2 separate regions of the Homo sapiens genome follow, and region 1 is linked to region 2. Evidence: chromatin loops called from intact Hi-C (ENCODE). Cell type or tissue: PC-9. All regions are shown on one strand. Links, peaks and the distances in the headings refer to the core of each region. The heading gives the core; the rest is flanking DNA. Region 1 overlaps CYFIP2 (cytoplasmic FMR1 interacting protein 2). Region 2 overlaps ADAM19 (ADAM metallopeptidase domain 19).

Region 1 (2,918 bases), core at 233-2,732, 120 kb after region 2:
GAAATACACTATTACACATATGATCAAATGATTTTCAACAAGGGTGCCAAGACTGTTCAATGGGGGAAACAGCCTTTTCAACAAAAGGTGCTGGGAAATATGGATACCCACACAAAAAATAACAATGGACGCTTACCTTATACCATATACAAAAAATTAACTCAGAATGGATTAGAGACGTAACCATGAGATTAAACTGAAATTCTTAAAAGAGAATATAGGGGAAAAATTTTCATGATGTTGGATTTGGCAATAATATCTTGGGGTATGACATCAAAAGCAAAGGCAAAAAGTTGCACTACATCAAAATTGAAAACTTTCATGCATCAAAGGGACACCATGAGAATGAAAAGGCAACCGAAAAATAGAAAATAATCACAAATTATATCTGATAAGTAATATCTAGAATATGTAAAGAACTTCAACTCAACAAAAATGACTCAATTAAAAAAATGGACAAAGGACTTGAATAGACATTTTTCTAAAGAAGATATACAAATGGCCAATAACACATGAATATAGCACTCAGCAGTGACAGTCATTAGGGAAATTCAAATCAAAATCACAACAAGATAACTTTTTCACCCCTCAGGATGACTATTATTAAAGAATAAGTGCTGATGAGGATGTGGAGAAATTGGAACTCTTGTGTACTGCTGGTGGGAATGTAAAATTGTGCAGCCACTATGGAAAACAGAATGGCAGTTTCTAAAAAGTTAAACATAGAATTACCATACGATCCAGCAATTCCACGTCCAGGTATATACTCAAAAGAATGGAAAGCAGAAATTTGTAGAGTTATTTGTACACCCATGTTTCATGGTAGCCAAAATTAACCATTTTCAAAAATACCCAAAAGGTGACAGCAACCTGAGTGGACAAACACAACGTGGTCTATATACACAATGCAATATTATACAGCCATAAAAAGGATGGAAGTTTGGACACTACAACATGGATGAACCTTGAAGACATCCTAACTAAAATAAGCCAGTCACGAAAAGACAAATACTGTGTGATTCTATTTATATGAGGTACCTAGAGTAGTCAAATGCATAGAGAAAGTAGAATGATGGTTACCAGGGGCTGGGGAGAAAATGGAATTATTTTTTAATGGGCCCGGAGTTTCAGTTGGGGAAGATGAAAAATCTCTGGAGGTGGATGTTGGGAATGATTGTACAATACTTGTGTACTTCATGCCACTGAATCATATACTGAAAATTACCATTGAAACTATTTTATGTGTATTTTTTAAAAAAGCCCTTTGTGAGGTGGCTCTTACCTCTCTCTCCTCTCACTGGGTCCCTGAGACCCACCCTTCGATCCGCCTTCCTGCCTCAGTGCCTCTGCTGTCACTGTTGCTGTCTGGAGCATCCTACCCGCCCCATACCACCTTTGCTGCTTGGTTCTTTGCTGCGGGCCATTCTGGAGTCAGCCCAGACACAGCCTCCCTCTCCTGGGAAGCTTTCTCTGCCCTCAGCCTGGTTTAAGGGTCCTTCTCTCCCTTCCCATAGCAGCCTGGCTCACCCCACGCCAGTACCTATCCCATCCAGGTGCCCCGTACAACTCTGGTATTTGGTGAATATTTGTACAGGTGAGAAACTGGCATCAGCAGAGTCTGATTGGGACAGGGAAGATGTGCTCCCGGTCTGGAGCCCAGCCCTGCCCTTCGGGGTGAACTGATTCATGGCAGTAGGTGATGAGTGGGTGACTCACGACCTCACGACTTCCTCTAAGCAGGTCCCCAGCCTATAGTATCTTTGTACTTGCCGTGTGGGGAGCTGGCCTTCACAAGCAGCTCCTCCTTGTTTGCTTTTCTGGTAAAAGCCTGGTTGTCAGCCCAGCCCCACCTCCCAGGCCTTAGCCACCAGCCTGCTCACCACATTCTTAATGATTTCATCCTTCCCGTCCTGCCTCTGCACTTTTAGCAGGTGGTAACAGAAGTCGAACAGGTCAAAGCGACGCTGCTGGCCCAGCAGGACAATGATGGAGCAACCAGCCCAGTTCAAGCCATCGCCGAAACACTGCCTGGGAGCAGGGGGAGGAAGCAGCTGGAGTGAGAGGTCGGGGGAGGAGGGCAGGGAGGGAGGGAGCCTCATCTTGGGCCAGGAGTACAGCTACTAAGCAGGCCTGTCTTTGGGCCAAGTCTCTTAACCTATAAAATGGGTACAAAGGAAGCTGTGAGGGTGGGTTCATTAGTTGCAGGGATGGTAGTTATGTCATAAGTCCTTCCGGCCACAAATTACATTTGCATCACTAATGTAAAAAAAAAAAAAATCAGCTCTAAAGACGCTCTGAATTTGCAAGGAAAAACCCACCCAGCTGTTGAGATGTATGTGGCTGATTACTCCGTGCAGGTCAAAGGAGAATCTGTCTTGACTCTCTAAAGGAGCTAAAAGAACACCTAGCAGGTGAGGGGCCATTTCAAACCAGGAGGCCAACTGGCCAGAAGCAGGCTGAAAGGGAAGGGACAGGCCATGGTGGGCAGATGCTGCTGGGGTTGAGGCTGAGTCCTTTTGGTTCTGACAAAGCTCCAACTCTCAAGAGGCCTGGCCCCCAACTCTCAAGAGACCTAGGCAATTTGGATGGCAGTAGAGTCATCCTTTGGCTGTCTCTTTTGTCCTCAAGCAGCAGCCCCAACCCGGGCAGGTGTCCCCAGTTCCCCATCACTGTACTGGAAGCCTACAGGCTAGCGCTGCTCTGAAACAGCTTCATCAACACCACTTTCTCCAGGAAGCCTCCTCTCCCCACCACGCCTTTTTCCTAGAGCTCTTGGCTGCTGGAGGGGAGGCCTTGTCTGCCTTTCCACTCTGTCCTAGACATGTAGCTGGGTGAGGGCAGGAAGAACTAGCTCTGCTGTCTGCTCTAAGGACTCCTAAAGGCTCCTCATTTTCCAGTAGTACAGTGTAGTGGGGGTG
Region 2 (2,918 bases), core at 200-2,699:
GTTCCTTCCAGATACAAAGCCCAGGGATTCTCTGACTTAGGAGGGAATTGAGGTAGGTCAGGGTGGGAAAGACACACAGCCTTAAAAGTTGAGAAGTGGGCTGTTTGAGAAGTGGGTTGCTTGAGAAGCGGATTGTCTGAGAAGTGGGTTGCTTGGGGCTAATCTATAAAGTCTCCATCTGTAAAGTTATCCTAAAATTATGTCTTGTCTCTTAGGAAGGATGTGCAGTGGTTAACTTTCCTAGGTCAGGACCTTTTACAAGATGCTCTTCGGAAATACCTACATTTTTGAATTTTACTAGAACGGGCTGGTCTGGGACTTGGAAGTACATTGTGTATATGAAAGAAGATATTTGTTATAGTACAAAATGCAGAATAGGTAACCTAGAATGACAGTAGCCTCTTGGTAGGCTAGTAGTATATAGTTTTTAAAAGTAGTTTTTCATGTGTTTGGGATCAAAAGTCTCTTTGAGAATCTGGTAACGTTTATTGCACAATTTTAGAATACTCATAACATTGATGAAGCTTAACTTTGGGCCTGCTAGGGATTCATGAATTCCAGGTCTAAAGGGAAAATCATTTTTTCCTAAACACTAGAGAATATAGGAGATCACTTAAAATATGTTTTAGGGATTAATAGGCAAATGTATTAGTTCTGAAGTCATCAGATGGCAGTTTCCATGCCCATGGTTTTTTTCTGCCCTAGATGGCTCTGGAAACAAAGGTCAGTGGTCAGTGACAGGTGAAAGTCAAACACTGGCATTTCCTGGAAGGACAGACTCTAGGGACACAGTCCAGTCCTCCCTCTAGCTCCTGACTCACTCAAGAATAACATTTAAATAATCCTACAACCCAAACATTTGACATCTGGGAAAACAAGGGAAGCTTGTTTCCCTGGGGAGAATATGGGAGGCTGACTCTGCTTTCCCCCATGTGACATCTATTGTTTGGAGACCTGGCAGGTTCGGACTTGGCTGGGTATCCCCTCTGTGGGGTATGTGATGGAACCAAGGGCGCTGGTGACAAGTGAAGGGAGAAGAGAGGCACCAGCAAGCCCCAGTCCTTACTGAAAGCCCTAAGCCTGGGTGGCCCATGCATCCTGTGCAGCCGTCTTGGCTCTCTCCTCGCGGCTGGTGTTAGTCACTCCTGGCGGGTAAGGGAAGCCACGCCCACTTCTCTGGAGCTTGCTGACCTAGCTACTTGAACTGAACTATTGTTGAACTAAAACTGGAATGAATTGGACTCGTGCTGAGTCATGAACCCAATCCAAAATGTTTTTCTGTAACTGTGAAAAAAAGCCAAGTTTACTTCCTTCAAAAGCTCCCTAGTAAAGCAAATTCAAATTGGAATCTGAACCTTTTATTTTCTGTAACGATTGAACTGGCACAAAACAGAAAAATCAAAATTTCTGTTGAAATAAACTGATATTTCACTGAATCTGGAGCCCATCTTGACCAGCGTTTCTTGGAGCGAGTGGATTATCTGGATGTGTAGGTACTGCAGCACTGAAGTAGTAAAGGGTCACAAATAGGCTCTGAGGTTGTAATTTGGGCCTTCATCCTGGCTCCACCATCTTCTTGCTGAGACTTTGGGCAAGTTCCTTAACTTCTCTAAGCCTCAGTGCCTAGTACGTAAAAAGTGGTGGAAAAATGTTGGTGCTATGATTATTCTTTTCAGCTGGGGCAGTACCTACCAATTTTGGATAAAGATGGTATCTCCTGCTCATTATGTCCTCTCCATACATGGGGCTTTTTATTAAGTCACTGGCTCAGTATTTGTAGGGTGGACCCATCAAAGAACCCGTTGTATCCACACCTTCCAGTGGTTTAGCTTTAAAGAAAACCCTCCTCCTGCTTATATTTGTATGAGGTGAAAAATGCCAGATCATAAAGATTAGATGTAGCTCTAGCCTCGAGGAGGTCGAGTCAGATCTTGGGTATAGAATTTCAGGATCTCTGGTTTGGACAAAACCCTGAAGATTACCAAGAACGTCTGTAGTCTATTGCTTGCAACCTGCTTATTCCATCCTTGACAAAACCTGAGACTATCCAGGGATGGGGAAGAAAATTTGAAGAGTAAGCATATCTGTGCACTTTTATGTCATTTATACTCATTTACTTCCAAAATGAGTGGGAGACATTTTATAATAAAATATCCATGTATTAATATAATTTGGTATATCCATACGAAAGAATATTATTCAGCAATAAAGAGAAATCATAAACGAATACACTCTAACACATGGATACATCTCAAAAACATTATGGTAAGTGAGAGAAGCCAGACACACAAAACCACATATTGTAAAACAAATGTCCAGAAAAGGCAGAATAGAAACAAAGTAGATGCACGGTTGCCTGGGCTGAGGGTGAGAATGGGAAATGACTATCAATAGACATGAGGGATCTCACCGATGTGATGAAAATATTCTAACACTGGATGATGGCGATGGCTTTATTTTATTTTTATTTTTTTTTGAGACGGAGTTTCGCCCGTGGCCCAGGCTGGAGTGCAATGGCACAATCTTGGCTCACCGCAACCCCTGCCTCCCGGGTTCAAGTGATTCTCCTGCCTCAGCCTCCTGAGTAGCTGGGATTACAGGCATGCGCCACCACGCCCAGCTAATTTTGTATTTTTAGTAGAGATGGGGTTTCTCCATGTTGGTCAGGCTGGTCTCGAACTCCCGACCTCATGTGATCCATCCACCTTAGCCTCCCAGAGTGCTGGGATTACAGGTGTGAGCCACCACGCTTGGCTGGTGATGGCTTTAAAACTTGGTAAATTTACCAAAAAGCATTGAGCTGTACACTTAAAATAGATGGGTATTATGGTATGCAAATTATACCTCAATGAAGTGGCTTTAAAAAATCTATATACAAGAGAACTTTTTAGATACCCATAAGAAAGATAAGGCTCACA

What was found. Peaks named below come from ENCODE experiments on the same cell type or tissue, not always from the same donor. Only the 100,000 strongest peaks of a DNase experiment are listed, where the experiment ranks them.
Region 1: it touches region 2 in a loop (7-fold over the local background); 2 of 110 quality-filtered maps call a loop at or near these places.

The regions. Positions count from the first base shown.
Region 1 is chr5:157,389,631-157,392,548 of GRCh38, reverse strand. CYFIP2 (cytoplasmic FMR1 interacting protein 2) reads right to left here. Exons shown (of 31, transcript NM_001037333.3): 30 at 1,881-2,028. The region is part of intron 1 of NIPAL4-DT (NIPAL4 divergent transcript); the gene reads left to right. Among named protein-coding and RNA genes, the nearest start is that of FNDC9, 45 kb to the right of the region's middle. RefSeq lists an enhancer at 1,303-2,502. In PC-9, for the core only: no CTCF peak of the experiment used is centred there; a DNase peak (open chromatin) is centred at 1,748; H3K27ac peaks cover 1,914 bases.
Region 2 is chr5:157,510,031-157,512,948 of GRCh38, reverse strand. All of the region lies in intron 8 of ADAM19 (ADAM metallopeptidase domain 19), which reads left to right. Among named protein-coding and RNA genes, the nearest start is that of NIPAL4, 51 kb to the right of the region's middle. In PC-9, for the core only: no CTCF peak of the experiment used is centred there; DNase peaks (open chromatin) are centred at 808 and 1,168; H3K27ac peaks cover 2,110 bases.